Linked DNA regions of Mus musculus: all the other regions are linked to region 1. A link is a loop called in an ENCODE intact Hi-C map of the cell type or tissue named here. Cell type or tissue: left cerebral cortex. All regions are shown on one strand.

Region 1 (5,000 bases):
CTTTAATGTAAAAGTAAGAATCGTTGGTTCTTCCAAGGCTGGTGGACAAGAAATAGCATTGGCTGTATTTGTCTCTTTGGAAAGATGCCTGGCTTGACTAGGGTGTTGGTGGCTCAAGGTTGAGACAGCCTTGAATCTAATCCTCCATCTGGTCAACCTTTCAGGGCAGAAGAAACCTGAGGGTTGTCATGGAAATCTTCAGAGTTCATTGGCTATATCAAACCCTGGCTGCCCTTCATCCTTGCTTAGTCCGGGCTTGTATTGCTTTGATAAAACACCACAGCCAAAAGCAACCTGGAAAGGGAAGGGTTTATTTTACCTTACACTTCCCAGCCACACTCCATCCCTGAGGACAAATTAGGGCAGGAACTCAAGGCAGGAACCTGGAGGTGGGAACTTTAGAGGCTGTAGAAGAACGCTGCTTACTGGCTTGCTCCTTGTGGCTTGCTCAACCTTTCTTACAGCATCTAGGATTACCAGCCTAGTGTAGAAACTCTCAGAGTGGGTTGATCCTTGTCACATCAATCATCAATCTGATGGAGGCATTTTGTCAACTGACAGTCTCTCATCCTCAAATGACTCTAGCGTGTGTAAAGTTGACAGGCTGGTCCTTGTGTGTCTCTAGCTTGCCTCTAGCCCTTTCTCCTGTTCATCCCTTACTTCCTTCAGGGCTTAGCACCACATAGAACATCTCTGCTGTGGCACTACAGTATATGTTGAGCCGTACTCTCCTCCAGACAGAATTCTCCTTATCCATAGACTCAGTTACCTGTGGTCAACTGTGCTCCAGGCTCCATGTCTGTGCTGGGAACCTTGGCATGTTTCCCCCATGGACATCAGGAAACCACTGTGTTGTAAGGTTCTCTCCAGCCTGAGGCTTGCTTGGACCACTTTCTCTCCAAGCTCCAGCAGCTGAAGATGCCTACAGTGAGGGTTGCACTAGTGGAAAACGGCCCCTGGTTAATACTGCATGGGCTTATACCCCATCACTCTTACTTGAAAGACTTGAGTCACTGGTCCCGTCATTCCTCAATGAGACCCCCTGTTTGTAGGGAGCCTTCCATCTTGTCCATGACTCCATTTTAAGAGTGGAAGCTGTGCCAAGGAGAGTCCGGCTCGCTGTCAGCCAGGGGCTGAAGGAGGAAGAAAATGAAGTATTCAGAATCAGTCTTGGCTTGAAAGCACAGATAGTTTCCCTCCACTGAGTGACCGAGAAACATGGCTTTCTGCCTTTAGTTCTCATGAGAGAGCGACTCCTTCCACATATGTCTCCACAGCTCTTTGAGATCTCTAGTTGGGGGATGCAGTCACTACTGCTTCTGGGACCTGGACATTTCTAGAGGACACTGTGAGGTTGGATTTCTTTCGCCTCTAAGGTCTGGCTTGTCGCCAAGTCTCTAGAAATGAGAGCACCCATTCTCAGGGCCTGGCTTTGTCTCCCTTGTTTCTGCCCCCTTAGCCACACAACAGTGTTCTGCACATGGCCTCAGATTTCCAGGGATATCCAGGGAAGGAGCCATAGCTCCCTAAAGTCCTAAGGAAGGACACCTGAGGGCTCCTCTGAAAAGGTTTCTCGTTCATTAACTAAAACCTCTTGTTAGGTTATGTTCCCTGAAATTCATTTGACAGGAAATGAAGTAGAAAAGATGGCAGCTAGAGAGAAAAAAAGGAAAATAGAATCCTGTCAGACACTGGTTGGTAGCCGATCTGGGAGGCCAAAAACAAGGCAGGAACCCGAGGATCCGTGGGTAGATCAGCACCCCACAGTATGAGTGTTTTATGGCTGGGCACTGTGCCTCAGATCAGAGCCAGCTGCAAAGCGGAACTCATGTCCTATGCTCTCTTTGGATCTAAGACCACCTAGACAAGATACTTCTCATGGGCAAAAGCAGTGGGGCAATGGGCTGACTGGCAGCTCTGTGAAACGGAGATCAGAGAAGAGAAAAGGAAAGGCACGTTCACAAATATTTAGACTACTTCAGACACCTTGTCCACTGCGGTCAGATTACAATTCCATCCGAACCTCACTTGACTCCTCTGGGGGGTGATGGGGTGTGTGGAGCCGACTGGGAGGCCATGTGGTGAGCGGGAACAGAACCATCTCTGACAGCGATGGTTGGAAATGACCTCTTGGGATGCTGAGCTGTCACTGTGTCTTGGCATCTTCCAGAGGTTTCCTAATATTGGGGTTCACAGGAAGGGGTAGCAGGAAGTCAGGTGGAAAACTGGTATGTCCCTCCAATAGCCAAGAGCATCCTTTGCTTCCTCTGGCCCGGTCCAGCCTTCCCAAAGTCAGCCAAACCTGCTTTCCTCCCGGTGATGTATCGCTTTGAAGCACCAACTGTAAGGATTTCTTATGTTCTCACAAAAAGGGAAGGAAACAGCTGGTAAACGTTTCACAGATGGTGGAGCTCTTGGCATCTCTCTCAAGAGAGGGCCACCCATGCAGATGGTTCATTATTTTAACATTTGGATTTTCATCTTATTAAAACATCTTTTTTTTTCTCTCTCTCTCTCTTGGTTTTATTTAGCATCATAAATTCTCTTACACTTTAGCAAGCGGCTGAGCGATTTGAGGCCATGTGCTCTAAGCAACATCTTTTGGCTACAACATAAATGGGTAACGTCTCGATTCCCAGCTTTGATCTCAATGTGATGGGTTTCAATCTGATTAAAAATCCCAACGAAAAGGGAAAGCTCAGGCTAGTGAATTTATCAAGGAAAGGAAAAAAAAAACCCTCCACATACTAAGCTGAATTATTCAGCAGAACGATAAACCGAGTGAAATTGGGGGAAATCGTTTTTATTCGATGCATAAAATCTCTATTACTATGCAATATGCATATATAAAAATAGATGAATGCACAGAGGGTATAAACCCACAAACACGCCCTTTCTTCATACAGAGAGAGCCTTGGTAGCATGAAGCAAAACAGCCAAAATTGAAAGCAAGCAATGCCAAGCCTTAGTGGGGTAGATAGGAAAGGGCCAGGATTTCAAAGGCAAGCTCTCCACCCACCCACTCAGAGTGAGCTGGAGTTCTCTCTCTTTTAACAACTGTTTCATCTGCAGGGATGGGACCATGGTTGCATGGCTGCGTGGGTAGAGACAGTGGTCCTGGATGCTCTGTTTGGAAGAGCAGGCCTCAGGATTAACCTTTCCAAATACTGATTCCAAGGAGTGAGGAAAGTTGTGGTCACCTCAGCAACTCTGCTGTGACGGAACATGGGAACCATTGGAGGTTTAAATGTAAGGGACGGAGCGATGCAATAAGAACAAACCAATCTAGTTAATGCGGTGTGAGACGCTGGCCTAAATACAGGCTCTGTCGCTGTGCTGTCCCTGATGGGTCTTATGGAGCATGGCCTGGGCATACCACATTGTAAATGTTTATTAAGAAATGGTACGTCGTGTGCATTATGGACCCGTGGAGCTCGGAGATGGCTCGCTTTGGGGGTCAGATGTAAATCCCCGCAATGCTGAGAAAATGTTAATGGCCGCCAACACTAAGGATGTATGGGTTGATAATGCACATAGGTGTCACAAATGAGGGCTCTGCTCCTCAGCTCCAGTCACTTCTGGCACCTCTGGCCTAAAGTGTCAGTTTGTTCAAGGCATTTCTGCAAGCCCTTGGCTTTTCCTTTGGACAGAGAAAGCAAGGTTGGAGGGGCAGAAAGTCACTTACACGTACACAGAGTAGAAAGGGCAGTGTCTATGAGTCATGGCAAGAAATCTAGCCAGGGGTCAAGGAGCAATGGAAAACAGTGAGTTGGGGTTTGCTTGTGTTTGGGGGTATGATTGTGTTGTTACCTGGGTCTTAGCAACCTTGTCCCTTTTTTCTTTGAGAATCAGATCTTCGTACTTCTCAGGCAGCCACGTCTCTAGCTTTGTTTCTTTCTTTTCTTCTTTTTCCATGTGTGTGTGTTGGAAATGTGGAGAAGGCACACCTGTATGTTGATGAGTGTGTATATGTCAAGGCCTGAGGCTGATTTCAGGAATCACCCTCCAAAGCTCTTCCACTGTAGTCACTGAGGCAGAGCCTCTCAATCAAACTCAGCTCATCAATATGACTGGTCTTCTAGTCAGCTAGCTCAGGGAATCCCTTGCCGCTGCCTCCTGAGGCTTGCATCACCTGGGGACCTCGGTGCCTGTCCTCATGAAGCCATGGCTAAAGCTTTAATGAGCCATCCATCTCCCAGGTCCTGTTTGTTTCTTTGATTAAACCTCATTTTCTACTGAGCAAATTGCTTCAAAGGGGTTCCCCATTACTTCATGTTGTGGTACCTGTAGCAAAAATTATAAACCTAAGCTCGTGGGAACAAAGAGGTCTCAGATGGAGCCTGCATAGGTCACTCTTCCTCTTTGGTCATCCTAAGCCAGTGGCTCTCAGAGCTAGTACCTGGTCCGGCTGCTGCGGCACTACCACCTAGGCCCCATCTGGCTTTCAGCAGGAGGGACCCAGCTGCCACCTAGGTTTTAACAAGACCTCCAGGTGACTCTGATGCACGCTCCAGTTTGAGAGCCACCGCTCTAAGGCATAACAGTTTGTCACTCCACCAGTGCCCAGAAATCTTTTGGGTGACAGACATCAAGTGTGATTCCTGAGAAATCCTGGCAGCAGAATTCATTTGTCTGTTTAACTGCATGCAAAACGCTTGTCAAGACGGATTCCGGGGGCTCTTACAAGCTCGGGCTCCCCAGCTCCCATAACCACTCTCCCTCCATCCCTTTGGAGACTGTATGTCTGTCTTTCATGCCACCTCCACACCTGCGAGCCATGCTCCACACAGCCCACCCCTGTCCCTTTCTATCTCATATTGGCAAATAAGCAGAGAAATTCTGCACCTTGCTTTCTGCTGTGAGCAGGAAAGACTGACAGATTTCATTACATTTGTCAAAGATACCACGTGGGAAAAAATAATCCCACTTAGCAAAAAAAAAAAAAAAAAGAAAAGAAAAAAAGAAAAAAAAACCATCTCACTGTACCTTTGAGTCAGAAT
Region 2 (5,000 bases), 540 kb after region 1:
TCCTAGCACTGGGAAGAGACAGAATTCAGGCCTGAAGACTCTGTTCCAAAAGCCAAGGTAGATGGATCCTGAAGGAAAAAGACAACCAATGTTATCCTTTGCCTCACTGTCTACCCACATATGCACACACACACATACATGCATGCACACACACACACACACACATGCACACACACACACATGCACACATGCTCTCACACACACACACACATGCACATATTCTCATACATACACACGCACACACACATGCACATACCTACACACACACACACACACACACACATGCACACATGCTCACACACACATGCATGCACATGCACACACATGCACACATTCTCATACATACACACGCGCACACACATGCACATACCCACACACACATGCACACATGCTCACACCTGCACACACACAGGCATGAGTAAGCACACTGAATGTGATCCCCTTTGTTCAGTCCTTCCATCTGCAAAGGAAGACTTAGGGCTTTTTGATTGGTTGGTTGGTTGGTTGGTTGGTTGGTTGGTTGGTTGGTTGATTGATTAGTTGGTTGGTTTGGTTTTGGTGTTTTGAGACAGTCTCTGTATTTAGATCAGGCTGGCCTCAAATTCAGAGACTGCCCTGCCTCTGACTCCTGCATTCGGGGATAAAGGGCACCCCAGCTAATAGATGGGAAATTCTTTGACCTGTGGACATGTTTGACTTGGAGCAGGCAAGGATGGGAACTGCATTGTGTTCCTCTGAGCGTGACCAGCAAACTCAGTACAGCAAACAGGGCTGGGGGCCGGGGGAGGGGGGAGGGCAGCTCCCTCTGCAGTGCACAAGCAAGAGCAACATCTGTGGCCTCTGCTCACCGAGTGCCAGCAGCACCCCTAGCCCCAGAGACAACTCTCCACAAGGGAGCATCTCTGTTTCTATGCTCAGCCTGTGGCCTGGATCCTCTTGTCTCTGCCTTCCAAGCGCTGGGATGTCAAGAGCGTCTGACTTGTTACAGTGTGGGTTCTGAGGATTGAACTCGGGGTCCTGTGCTTCTACAGCACACTCTCCACCAGCTGAGCCATCTGCCTACTGCCTGGAAGCTGTGTGAGCATAGGAGGAAGGGAAGGAGGGAGGGACGGAGGGAGGGAGGGAGGAAGGTACCCACATGGGGCCAGCAAGGCCCAATCTCAAACTCCTGGCAGGTCTGCTGGAACCACGAAGAGTTCACTCTGCCACCTCATCTAGACCTCCTCTCTTGTCACACACTCAGTGGGTCCCCAGAACTTAGTGCATAGCTCCCTAAGTTCCCCCTTCCCCTTCTCTTTCTCCCTCCTGAGCAAGTCTCTCTGGGCTTCTCACCCTGTCTTGCTGGCGTGTGGTAACAGAGTTCTTCTCCATCAAGCCAGGGATTCTTCTCGTCCCTAGGTGCCACAAGCCCTTCTCTCCTGAATAAAAATAACGTCTCCTAGGAGCATGACTGTCCCCGACTGAGTGCCAAGGGTCACAAATCTCACCTTCCCGGCTTCCCTGCTGGGGTGTGACATCATGGGTTTTCTGCAGCCTGTGAGGTACCAGCCCAGGAGGCATGTAGTGCTTGAATCCCTGGCCATCAGTGCATGGATGTATTTGTAACCTCATTTGCTCTGTTTCTGTTGGGGAAAATCTTTCTGTCTGTCATTGCCAGACACCAGCGATCAAGACCTAACGGACCCAGCACCATCTTTCTGGAACGTTCTACCTCTCTCCCCAGTGGCAGCATCGGCTGCTCTCCCTGACCTTCGCGGCTACCCAGTGATGATCCCTCATCTTAGAACATCCACATTGGCCCACCAATCCTCACTGCCCTCCAGAGAGCCTCTGGCCTCACCTTCAGCAGAAAGTCACACAGCAGCCTACACGGAGACTCTGCCCTGCAGGTCTAAAGCCAACAATTGATTTGCTGAATTTTTGTATAAAAAGAGAAAGCAAAGAGGGTCTTTGCCCCAGACCCTCACTTCACTGCCTCACACCCAGTCAAACGCAAGCTGAAACACTGACATGATGGTGATTTTGCCAGTCCCAGGTCCATCTGGCAAAGAGATCTATTGATGAGATTCTACGGAGTCACAGTAGGCCATATTTCAACTGTACAAATGTCACCTCTGGGCTTTGCTTATGAAATCAAAAAAAAAAATCTTACTTTTTTGGCATGTCGGTTAAAGAAAAAAAAAGGACTGAAAACGTAATTCACTGATTCTTCATGTATGCTTGCCTTAGGTTATTATCATCGAGAACTTTCCAGAACATTTTGCACTAATAATGACATCCCCCACCAGCAGCCCCTGCAAGAGACGAATGAAGGCTCTTTTAAAAACTTTAGCTATTGCTGTCTTGTTAAACACATTCCTGGTACCTCGGGACCAGCCCCCCACGCAGATGAGAACCTCCACAGAGATAAGACAGGCTCTCCCAACAGCAGCAGGGAAAGTGCCCCTAGGTCCCCCGTTCCGTGGGTAGCACAGGTGAAAATCAAAAGCAGTACGTTGGAAAGCAAGCGCTTAGAGACGTGCGCTGTCTAGGAGATCGTGCGGGTAATCAGGACTTTCCAATCATTGCTTCCATGATGACAAGCAACAGCAAGAAAATGCAGGATGTTGATGCCTAATGGGTTTGCCCTTTGCCAGACAAATCCTTTTACCCACCGCGGGAAAGGCAGGATTTGTACGGGCTCCTGGAGAGAGCGCACACTGCCCTCTTGTGGTGACATGTGCTCATGATTTTATAGACTCCGGGAAACGGTAGAACATTACCACCAAAAGTAGATCAACCCCTGAGACAGATGGGAGTTGACAGCTTCCCGCCCTCTTGACCAGGAAACAAGCTGTTTGTTCCTTTGCTCAATAGCTGGGAGAACTCTGCCAAGACGGAAAAAGTCAGTGTAATTCTTCAAATGTTTGAACTCCATCAAACGGACTAAGAAGTGCACAGGAACTGCAGGCAGAACGGGTGAGTTGCAGTCTAACAGGAACTTCCCTCAGATCTTGAGCTGCCAATAAGGTATAAGAAATGGTCAGGTTTGGGACCAGCGAGATGGCTCAGAGGGCAAAGGGTGCTTGCCACCAAGCCTGATGGCCTAGGTTCTACCCCTGGAGCCCAGATGAAGAAAAGAACCCATGCCTGCAATTTGTCCTCTGACCTCCATAGCACCCTGTGGCCTGTGTGTTTGTGCATATTTGCGCATCACACACACACACACATACACATGTGCACACACACACATACACACAGGCACAGGCACACACACAGGTACATGCACACACATGCACACACACATACATACACAGGCACATGCACACACACATATACACTCACATGTGCATACACATACACACGCACACACAAGCATGCACACAATAAATAAATAAAATTTTTAAAAAACTTTGATATTCAAAATTAACAAGCCCCCCCACACACACACACACACACAAAAGAAGATGGACACTGAGGAGGGAAGAGGGAGGGGCAGAGTTAGGGATCGAGGGAAGAAATTTGGCTGGAACCCCTGCATTTAACTGGAGGTACAACTGATTTTTACCTCCTAAAAAGGATGCATTTACTATTTTCAACTGTCTTCATCTACCCTGTTACAGGCACATCCTAATTTTTGCTAATTCCCCACAGCCAAGAAAGGGAAACTATTCACTTGGCCCCGGCTCTGGGAACTGTTTCTAAGCCGGTGCTGTGGATCTGCGGAAATGCAAATGTCATTTCTAAATTTAGCGTGAGAAAGCCAGAGAATCAGCATTTCTGTTGATGGAACACCTTCTCGGGAAGTAGCACGTGCGGAAGCAAGCAGGCAACGCTTTTCTCTGACACTTGGAACAGTCCAGCGTCTCCCTGGCCAGCCCTGCCTCCGGGAGGGGCTCCCAGAGGATGCGTACCTGCGCAGACCTGAGGCAAGTCTCCTCTCCTTCCTTCCTCGAACAGCACCAGATTGTGACCCTAAGCAAGGCACTTCCTGGGCCTCACCCTCCTCTCCTCCAAAAGAAACAGAAAAACTTCACATCCTAGAGACACCTACATCCTCCGAATGAATCCAGAGGATGGAGACCATTATTTTCTTCATTGGTACAGCCTCTGCTAAGTTGCTGTGTGTCTGTCAGCAACCCCTCTCCCAGCCTGCAAGTTAGCAAGCCAAATCAAGTCATTAGGAGACACACATACACACACACATAGAAACACACATACAGACACATGTAGAAGCACACATAAACATGTACACACACATACATGCACCCACATACACATGTGCATACACATACACACACATAGAAACACACATACATGCACCCACATAAACATATGCACACACATACACATATAAACACACATGCATACACACACACACACACACACACACACACAAGTAGAAGGGATTGTGTTAGAAGAGATCAGCAAGAATGGGAGGAGCCATGACAGGGTAATGGGTAAACATGATGAAAAAACACTATGCACATGTATGAAAATATTATGAGACCAACTATTATATATAATTAATATATGCTAATTAACTATTTGTATAATTCATATATGCTCATTCTAATGTTTGGAGGTTTTTTCCCCCCATAGGGAAGATTCCTATGCTGGACCAAGCAAGAACATTTGTGATATAGAAAGTATAGTGTAGGATTTAAAGCTAGTCTTGGGGCTGGAGGATGGCATAGCAGTTAAGAGCACTGACTGCTCTTGCTGAGGACCAGGGCTCGGGTCCCAACATACACAGCACAATCTCCTGCTATCCCACCTCCAAGAAACCTAACGCCCTCATTTGCTCTCAGATGCACACACACACATGCGTGCACACGCACACACACCAAATAAATAGTGAAGTACATCTGAACAATTAAAAACTTAAAATCTTGATGACTGTAAATATAAGGACACAGTGGCCTCAGGCCACTCCTTAGCCCACTGCCTGCCCTCTCTGGTCAGCTCCTTAGCCCACTGCCTGCCCTCAGACCTCCCTCCAGCCTTCTGGAATGCTCCAT
Region 3 (5,000 bases), 300 kb after region 1:
GGGAGTCCTACCCTGACAGTGACACCTGTTATACAATGTGTTTGCTTTCTCTGCACCAAGAAGCTCTTTCTTGCTCTAACCTCAGACACATAGAACTTATCTCAGACTGTAAGAACGAGTGACCGTGAAATTCACGTGACTACCAAGTACAGTACCTAGGATGGAACAAGCACATGGTGCTATTAGAATGGCCATCAGCAATGCTAGATGTATCTGACTGCTATCCGTATGTGTCTTATTTATCCAGCATGGCTGTAAGTCTGGGACGAGCTCACAGCACAGTTGAGAGACTCCCCATGGTGTGTTTGCTTAACATGGATTCTGGAAGTAGTAATGCTGGGCCCCAGTGCATCTGCTCAAGAACAAATGCCAGTGGCCTCAGGCAACAAGATCATCTCCAGAGCCAGCTGAGTTGACAAGATGGCTTGTCACACATTATAGATTCCTCAGAGCACAGCGGCTGTGACAGAAGAGGCCACAGCCATTCTAGCAGAGAGGGGGAGATGGGTGAGGTTGTCTGAAGAGCAGAGCCTCCACGCCAAGCACACAGGCGGTTAGAAAGAGCAGCTCTCCCTCCTCTCAGATCTGAGAGCTCTGATGATCCTCTTGGGTGTTCGCTTTCTTCTAGTCAGACTTGTGTGCTGGGTTCCTTCCCGCAGAACACAGCACAGCTGCAGACCTGGGAGGTTGTGGGGGGAGTGTTCTATCCAAAAACGTTGTCATCTTTAACTGGTTGGGGACAAGGGCATGGTCTCTGGTCTTTTTCTACAGCTGTGCCTTCCAAAGTGGAAAACAAGCTGAAAAAAATTAAATCTACTTAAGCTAATCTTTTTTTTCTAGTTTTATTTTTATTTATGTGTTGGTGTGTGTGTGCTTGCTTGTCTGCATGTGTACCATGTGTGCAGGTGCCTGTGGAGGCCAGAAGAGGGCATCAGATACCCTGGAAGTGGAGTTACAAGGGGTTATGAGCAGCTATGTGGGGGCTGAAAACTCAACCTGGGTCCCCTGCAAGAGAAGCCAGTATTGTTAACCATCAAGCCCTAAAGTGACTCTTAAACTAAAAATTAGAAATTCAACTGTGTTAAATTTCCGCTATTTGTGTATATAGACATGTGTGTAAATGCAGATGTCTGTGTGCCCTGGTGTGTGTGTGTGTGTGTACTGCTCAAAGGAGAAGCTCAGGGCTGGTCCTCGCCTTTGTACCTTGTTCGAGATGAGGTCTAGAGGCTGTGTGACATGAGTGTCCAAGTATTCTCTGCTTTCCACCTTCTGTCTCGCCACAGGAACCCACTGGGCTTGTGCCACTGTGCCTGACTTTTTTTGTTGGTTCTGGGCATGGAACTTGGGTCCTTACAACTGAGCAGCCAGCACTTTACCCACTGAGCTGTTGCCCCATGCCTACGTTACATTTTCACCTGCAATTTGACATACTTGTTGCTGGGAGAAGATGGAGCTCCAAGCTCTGTGACTGAACAGGACAGAGTGTGGCCCAAGACAACCAAGGCTGTGCTCCTCTGGCCCCACAGCTCCCCACGGTCTTCCTCAGTTTACCAATGCCCAGAAATCTAGACTCATGAACCACATGTACAGGAACTCTTATAGAAAAGGATGGCTGCATTACGACCTCACCCCCACCCCCCCACCCCCCCACCCCCCGCAGAGGTCCACCGAAGTTCTGCCTTCGAGGACCAGTGAACACAGGCGTGAAAACAGCGTGGTATTTGGAAACAGAGCTTTGTGGCTTGCTCTAAAAAGAGGTCCTACTCCCTTATAATACTCCCTAATCCAAAAGCTGGTGCCTTGATAACAGGAAAAAGGACTCAGAGAGACACAAGGAAGCTCCCAGGTGACAACCAAAGCAAGACCACAGTGACAAGCCAAGGAACAACTGGGGGCTCCCTTGAGTACCAGGAGCTTACAGAAGGACATGGATCAGACACCCAGAGAGCCTTGGAGGGAAGACCACACTGAGATCCCTCGATTTTGGACCTGGCTTCCAGGTGGGTGAGAGGACACAGCTCTGTCACTTCAGCCCAACTAGCAAGGAACTTTGATATCCCAGTCCTAGTGAGCAAATACGAGCGTGTATAAGGCTGGCACACTCAAAGAGTGGACTAGAGAATCCATGATGGTGGACTATAGGACAAGAAGTTCAGTGCTCCGATGGGACAGCGCCTGCTCAGCCAAGGAAGGCAACGGTTACCACTTGCCCTGCAGATGGGAACTCTCAGCAGGGAAGCAGTCTGCTGTGGCTCCCATTTCTCAGTACCATGAGGGCACTGTGATAAGAGACCCAGAACAAAGTGGGTGGGCCAGTGAGCCCACAGATGGTGAGTACTGTCTGAGTCTGAGAGCAAGTGGCAGTTTGATAACTGGGAGCAGTAGCATCTACATGCTTGGAAAGGTGGGGACATTGACTGAGTAAGAGGGCATGGCAGAGCTGGGGCTGCTGTGAAAGCATATTCAAACCCCCTGAGGCGGCTCAGCTTTCTACCACAGACAGTCATCCGCCATCTCCCTGCAATCCTGAGTTCACTCTGGGCTGAGGCATACGTGTTTTATTATCTCTTTCTCTTATTGTTTGACCGTTTTGCAGAGTTACATAATGAATGCTAGTTCTTTTCTTTCTCACACACACAGACCCATTCTTCTTCTTGTTGTTGTCCATTGCCACACATGCACACCCATGTTGCACGCTGCCCTGAATCTACCATCATTCTCTGCTACATATGGCCAGCCTGTGCTATCCCTTTCTCCCTCTGACTATGAAAAGGCTACATTTTATATTTTCCCCACTGTGATCACTCTGCTTTTGTGACTATGTATTGGTTTCCCTGGCAACATGTAGACTTGGAGCTGATTGGTCAGGTTGCTGCGTTCGTTGTGAGAGCCACGGGCCCAGTTTGGAGTGGCAATCGTTCACATACTAACCAGAGCTGCACAGACAAGCCTGGTCAGGAAAATCCAATTGAGTTAGAACATCTGCATCACCTCGGCCTGCCAGGGAGGGGAGCGCACACCCCCACACCCACACCCACCCCTCTGCCGCACCTGCTGTGCAAATGTCCCCATATTGCTTTGGAGCTGATTCAGGGGCTCAGTTAAGTCTTTGCTATAGCTGTTAGGAAATGTGTTTAGTGACGGTATGTTTGGCCCAGAGCTCAGAATCTGTTTATCAATGATAAGAAATGAATCTTTAGGCTTGGGGAGTTATCTCAGTGGAAAAAAAAATGTTTGACTCACAAGCATAATGGCCTGAGTTGAATCCCCAAAGTCCTCATTTTAAAAGAAAGGCTGAGCAAGGGGTTATGTGCTTGCAATCCCAGCACTGGGGAGGCAGAGACAAACAGATCCCTGGAGGTCACTGGCCGGCAAGCCCAGCCTGCCTGCTGAGCTCCAGGCCAGTGAGAGACCTTGTCTCAAAAGCAGACAAGGACAGGGCCTAAGGAAGAGGCCTCAGGTTGTTCTATGGCCCACGCACACGAGAGACAGAAAGAGGGGTGGGAGAACTGACCAATTTCTGGGCGCTAGGGTTAGAAGCTGCTTCATAGATGGAATTTGGGCCTCCCGCGCTATCAGGAGTAAGTCATTCGCTCAGACAGATGTGTCATTTTTCCAAACTAAATCTCATTCATAAGGAAAGATTCTCCTCGCAAGAATGCGGTCACAGGAGTGCGTCGCAAGGAAGACTTAAGCTGGAATAAAATTACAACCCAGTCCGCCCTAAAGAGTGGGTTATTTACTCAATATTTCTCACATGTGCTTTAATTATATGAATGAGCCTCTATTTAAGCACTAGTTGCCTTGAGTACTGGTCACCCCTCTACACAAATCTTTGTTGCCCCCTGAATAAAAAAATAAAATAAAAGACCTCAGCAAACATCGAAATGTGTGGTTGCCTCACACAGCCATACTGTAACTTTTTTATTTTTTTCACTTACCCTACCTGGTTCACTTTTTGCAGTTCTTGTATTTTCGGAGGAAGTTTATCGTTGGCACATGGAGCGGCTTCGTTCTGCAGTAGAACGCATTTGGCTGTGCTCTGGAGCCAGCCTAGTCTTAATATAGACAGAAATACAGGCACTGGCAAGTACTTGCTTCTTACCTGGGCTAAGCATTGCAGGCTGCTCGGCACAGTCAAGCTAACATGTAGGCCGTCCAAAGAAGGGGAAAGAAATCAGAGAGCGAGGCAAGACTCATTCTCCAGATATTCTTTCCCACAGACGGATTTCATAGTAATAATCAACGCCTCTGCAGTGTCTGTATGTGTGTTTGTGTGTGTATGTATGTGTGTGAGTGTGTGTGTGTGAGTGTGTGTGTGTGTGTGTGTCCCTTCTAAAATTCTTAGTACCACCCCCCCCACCCACCTTTAAGAAAAAAAAATCTTGTTAATTGTTTGGAGAGCAAAGAAAGTTTCATCCAGTCAGTGAACCAACCAAACAACTCCTTGGGCTCTTGTCAACAAAGCCAGTGCTGCCAGCTTCGACCGACACACGTGTACTCTCTGGGATTTCACACGAGGCTGAATTTTCTTCACATCCTGTTTTTGCCAGATTATCTATCAGTTATGAATATGAATAAAATATGGTTGATAAATGTGTGCATTTCCTTTGGATTTGCGCACGAGGTGAACATTCCCCCCCCCCTTGGTTGGTTTGACTTGGGATTTTTGAGTCATAGTCTCACTCTGGAACTCACTATGTACCCCAGGCTACCCGCCTACCTCAAGAGTACTGGATTTATAGTCATGAGCAGCATACATTTAAACACTTTAAATACACCGTTGTCATCACTCTTCTTGATCTGTCTTTACTGGGTCTGTGCTCCCAATCCCAGGGCAGGCTGTTTGGGCTTCTGCCCCCCAGGGAACACTGCTTACTCCAGGACCAGGTCTCCAGGGAATGACTGCCATTTGGCCAAGAGGCCTCAGGTCACTAGACGCTCCCATGGACCCCTGGCTTTGGGCTGCCCCTCCCTGATTGGTCCTCAGACCTGCCCAT
Region 4 (5,000 bases), 280 kb after region 1:
CCTTAGGTGTGTGGGTTTATTCCTGGGTCTTCTATTCTATTCTGTTGATCGGCGGCCATGCAGTTTTTAACACTATTGCTCTGTAACACAACTTGAGGTCAGGATCGTGATTCCTCCGGGAGTACTTTTATTGTTGAGAACTGTTTTTGATATCCTGGGTTTTTTGTTTTTCCATGTGAAGTTGAGAATTTCTCTTTCCATGTCTGTGAAGAATTGAGTTGGAATTTTGATGGGGATTACATTGAATAAAATGGCCATTATCCTACCAATCTATGAGCATGGGAGATCTTTCCATCTTTTGAGATCTTCTTTGATTTCTTTGTTTAGGGAGTTAAAGTTCTTGTCATACAGATTTTCACTTGCTTGGTTAGATTTACACCAAGATATTTACTATTATTTGTGGCTATTGTGAAGTGTGTTGTTTTCTAATTTTTTTTCTCAACCTATTTATTTATCATTTGTATAAAGGAAGGCTACTGATTTGTTTGAGTTAATTTTATATCCAGCCATCACCCAGTTAGAAACAAAAAGAATAATGAAAAGAATAAACAAAATCAAGAGTTGGATCTTTGAGAAAAAAATCAACACGATAGATAAACCCTTAGCCAAACTGACTAAAAGGCACAGAGACAGTATCCAAACTAACAAAATCAGAAAAGAAAAGGGAGACATAACAACAGAAACTGAGGAAATTTTAAAAATTCATCAGTTCTAACTACAAAAGCCTATACTCAACAAAACTAGAAAATCTAGATGAAATGGATGATTGTTCTAGACAGATACCCTGTACCAAAGTTAAATCAAGATCAAGTAAACTATCTAAACAGCCCCATAACCCCTAAGGAAATAGAAGCAGTTATTAAAAACCTCCCAACCAAAAAATAAACCCCCAGAGCCACATGGTTTTAGTGCAGAATTCTACCAGACCTTAAAGAGCAAATACCAATACTCCTCAAACTATTCCATAGAACAAAAACAGAAGAAACACTACCTAATTCATTCTATGAAGCCACAGTTATGTTGATACCTAAACCACGCAAAGACCCAACAAAGTAAGAGAACTTCAAACCAGTTTTGCTTATGAATATCGATGCAAAAATACTCAATAAAATTATCACAAACATAATCCAAGGACACATCAAAAATATCATTTACCTCGATCAAGTAAGCTTCATCCCAGGGTCTCAGGGACGGTTCAATATATGAAAAAAATCCATGAACGTAATCTTTTATATAAACTAACTCTAAAAAAAAATCATGTGATCATCTCATTGGATGCTGAAAAAGCCTTTGACAAAACCTAACACCCCTTCATATTAAAAGTTTTGGAGAAATATAATGAAAGCAAGATACGACAAACCAACATCAAATTAAATGCAGAGAAACTTGAAGCAATCCCACTAATATCGGGGACAAGATAAGGCAGCCTACTCTCTCCCTATCTATTCAATATAGTACTTGAAGTTCTAGCCAGAGCAATGAGACAACAAAAGGAGATCAAAGGGATACAAATCAGAAAGAAAAGAGGTCAAGCTATCACTATTTGCAGATGATATGATAATCTACATAAGCATCCCCCAAAATTCTTCAAGAAACTTTTAAAAGTGCCTTGAGGCCACATCACACATCCACAGCAGACCTGGGACACATAAGCCAGGATCGTCTGACTTCCCTCTCTGAGTACATTCTATGGAATATAGGTATAACTAGAGGCCACTTGTTAATAACACTGTCCAGCAAAGCTTCTGTTGTTCAGAGCAGGGAGAGCTGGCTCGGAGTGTACAAGTAAGTACTCATAGCTTCTGTGGGCGATCTGAATTTGGTTCCCAGAACTCATGTCAGAAAGCTTACAGCTGTCTATAACTCCAGCTCCAGGGGATCTGATGCCCCTGGCTTCCTCGGACACCCACATACATGCGAGTACTTACAAACAGACCACACACACACACACAGAAAGAGAGAGAGAGAGAGAGAGAGAGAGAGAGAGAGAGAGAGAGAGAGAGAGAGAGAGACTCTAAAAACAGTTTTAAAAATCTTTTTTTTTAAAAAAAGGACTCTATCCTTTTAAATTTTATTTCATATACAGAGAAAATAACATAATTTTATACTAATATTAACATTCCATTTGTGTATGTACATGCACATGCAAGCCCTACAACATGATGCGGGGAGGGCTAATCTGCAAGAAGATGACATTAAAGTCAAGTGCAGTTGAACTGATGAAAAGACTTGGAGGGGAACGCACCCCGACTGGGAAAAGCGAGGGAAAGGAGTCCACACGCCACAACACTGGGACAAACATGGCTGCACACCCTCACAGCTTCCTCTGGGAGGATGTGTGAAAGCTTCCTGCATGATCCCATCTGCCTCACACCCAGAGTCTAGTGTCAGACTACATTTGTTCCATTCTGACATCCAGCCGGAGCTAGCTGTGGGGGCTGAAGAAGTTCCCTCCACATTTGTGAGCCTCCATTTTTCTCACTAAAATAGGCCTAAGGATAACACTTCCCTTGAAGTACTGCAAAGAAATGCAAAGAAAAGACTTGCCTTGGTGCACAGCCCATAATAGGTATTGCAAGATCTTCTGCTTTCACATGGGTTGGGAATGCACCAGGAAGGTGACTGCAGTCATCTCTGGCCTCCAACACTACCTAGGGGCCCTTCCCATCTGGCCATCCCTTATAGCCCAGAATGCTGGCTAGCCTTCCAAGTGGGTTCCTGGAGGGACCCATGTGGACCACACAGCCACTCTCTGACAGCAGGCAGAATCGGGTGTCCATTCTTCATCTGTGGCATCTCCAGGATTGGATCTTACAGTCAAGGACACTAACCAATCCACCTGTGATACATGAGATTCGAAGAGAACTTTTAGGTACCCTGGACAGAAAGTGGGTGCTTAAGAACTGAGATGGGAGGTGTGCTGGGCAGTGGAGACACAGCTGGGTGGCCAGGACAGGGGTTTCTCCACAGGTGCATGAGATTAACCCCCTTTCAGATAATTATCTCAAGCTCTCGCCAGGATTAATTGGAAGGGTACCATTATCCTCATCTTGTAGATTGGATGTTCAAGCTTAGCTCATCTCCTCCATCACTCCAGCTTGTTAGAGAGGGGGTGGGGTCAGTGTGTATGTGTGTGCATTGTGCATGTGCATGTGTGTATGTGCATGAGTGCATGTGCATGCATGTGTGTGCGCATGTATGTGTGCATGTGCATGTATGTGTGCATGTGCATGTGTGTGCATGTGCATGTGTGTGCATGTGGAAGCCAGAAGTCAACCTCTGCTGTTATTTTCCAGTCACTGTACACCTCGTGTTTGTTTGTTTATTTGTGTCAGTTCTTACACAGTCCTGGAATTCAATACATAGGCTAGGCTGGCTGCCCAGGAAGCTCCACTTCCCCATATTAAGATTACAAGGATGCACCGACCACCAAACCCAGGAATATATATATGCATGTACATAGGTAGGTAGGTAGGTATGTGTGTGTGTGTGTGTATGTATGTATGTATGTATGTATGTATGTATGTATGTATTTTCACCTTTTTAAATTTTATTTTATTTTATGTGTATGCACATCTTACCTACATGCATGTCTGTGCACCACATGAATGTCTGATGCCTGCAGAGGCCTTAAAAGAACACTGGATCTCCTGGAACAAGAGTTGCAGATGCTTATCTGCTACCATGGGGAATGGAACCCAGGTCCTCTGGTTCCTCTTATCCACTGAGCCATAGCTCTAACTACACTCCTGCCCCCACTACTTTAAAAATCATAGAATCAGAGATCAAACTTCCACCCTCTGTCTATAAAGCAAACAACATACAGGCTAAGCCATCCCTGTGGCCCTGACTAGTGTTTCTATAGATGTATGTGAACACAGGGTACCATGAACACAGAGATGCTCAGATTTTTCCTTGTTGTCCCCTGTGGGGCATATGGTCTGACTTCCAGCTGCCAAGTGCCAACTGGACCCAGGTGACACCATCAAGGAGACAGAGCAAAAGAGGAGTGAAGACTGGCCCTTCTATCCTGTATAGGAGCTCCGGACAAGGCCAGATTCAGAGCCTCCTGAGAGACCAAGACTCTGGCTGGCTGTGTGGTCATTCAGTTACTGCCCCTGCCCAGTGCTGCAGGATCTGCTTCCAGCGATCACGCCCTAGTCTTCTGAGAGACTCACAAGCAGACCATCCAGGGGCCAAATATAAAATACCTTGGTGTGACTCTAACCAAGCAAGTGAAAGATGTATATGACAAGAACTTTAAGTCTCTGAAGAAAGAAATCAAAGAACATCTCAGTAGATGGAAAGATCTCCCATGCTCAGGGATTGGCAAGATTAATATAGTAAAAATGACCAACTTACTGAAAGCAATCTACAGATTCAATGTAATCCCCATCAAAGTTCCAACTCAATTCATCATCGAGTTAGAAAGAGCAATTTGTAAATTCATTTGGAATAACAAAATCTCAGGGTAGCGAAAACTATTCTCAACAATAAAAGAATTTCTGGGGGAATCACCATCCCTGACCTCAAGCTGTACTACAGTGCAATAGTGATAAAAACTGCATGGTATTGGTACAGAGACAGGCAGGTAGATCAATGGAATAGAATCAAAGACCCAGAAATGAATCCACACACATATGGTCACTTGATCTTTGACAAAGGAGCTTTAACTATCCAGTGGAAAAAAAGACAGCATTTTCAACAAATGGTGCTGATTCAACTGGTGGTGGGCATGTAGAAGAAGGCGAATTGATCCATTCTTACCTCCTTGTACAAAGCTCAAGTCCAAGTGGATCAAGGACCTCCACATAAAACCAGATACACTGAAACTAATAGAAGAGAGAGTGGGGAAGAGCCTTGAGCACATGAGCACAGGGGAAATTTTCCTGAACAGAACACCAATGACTTATGCTCTAAGATCAAGAATCGACAAATGGGACCTCGTAAAATTGCAAAGGCAAAGGACACTGTCAATAGGACAAAATGGAAAACAACAG

What was found. A loop is a pair of places that touch in the nucleus more often than their neighbours do. Peaks named below come from ENCODE experiments on the same cell type or tissue, not always from the same donor. Only the 100,000 strongest peaks of a DNase experiment are listed, where the experiment ranks them.
Region 2: it touches region 1 in a loop (2.0-fold over the local background); 4 of 42 quality-filtered maps call a loop at or near these places.
Region 3: it touches region 1 in a loop (3.0-fold over the local background); 2 of 42 quality-filtered maps call a loop at or near these places.
Region 4: a loop joins it to region 1, with 11 times the contacts of the local background. A loop is called at or near these places in 2 of 42 quality-filtered maps.

The regions. Positions count from the first base shown.
Region 1 is chr2:169,597,783-169,602,782 of GRCm38, reverse strand. No RefSeq gene overlaps it. Among named protein-coding and RNA genes, the nearest start is that of Gm34294, 30 kb to the left of the region's middle. In left cerebral cortex, no CTCF peak of the experiment used is centred here; DNase peaks (open chromatin) are centred at 1,775, 2,423 and 2,960; H3K27ac peaks cover 1,034 bases.
Region 2 is chr2:169,059,447-169,064,446 of GRCm38, reverse strand. No RefSeq gene overlaps it. Among named protein-coding and RNA genes, the nearest start is that of Gm52536, 17 kb to the left of the region's middle. In left cerebral cortex, a CTCF peak has its summit at 2,706 (motif pointing left); DNase peaks (open chromatin) are centred at 2,707 and 3,742.
Region 3 is chr2:169,298,472-169,303,471 of GRCm38, reverse strand. No RefSeq gene overlaps it. Among named protein-coding and RNA genes, the nearest start is that of Gm46788, 2.5 kb to the right of the region's middle. In left cerebral cortex, no CTCF peak of the experiment used is centred here; a DNase peak (open chromatin) is centred at 2,834; H3K27ac peaks cover 1,341 bases.
Region 4 is chr2:169,317,111-169,322,110 of GRCm38, reverse strand. No RefSeq gene overlaps it. Among named protein-coding and RNA genes, the nearest start is that of Gm46788, 21 kb to the right of the region's middle. In left cerebral cortex, a CTCF peak has its summit at 2,319; DNase peaks (open chromatin) are centred at 1,784 and 2,400; H3K27ac peaks cover 273 bases.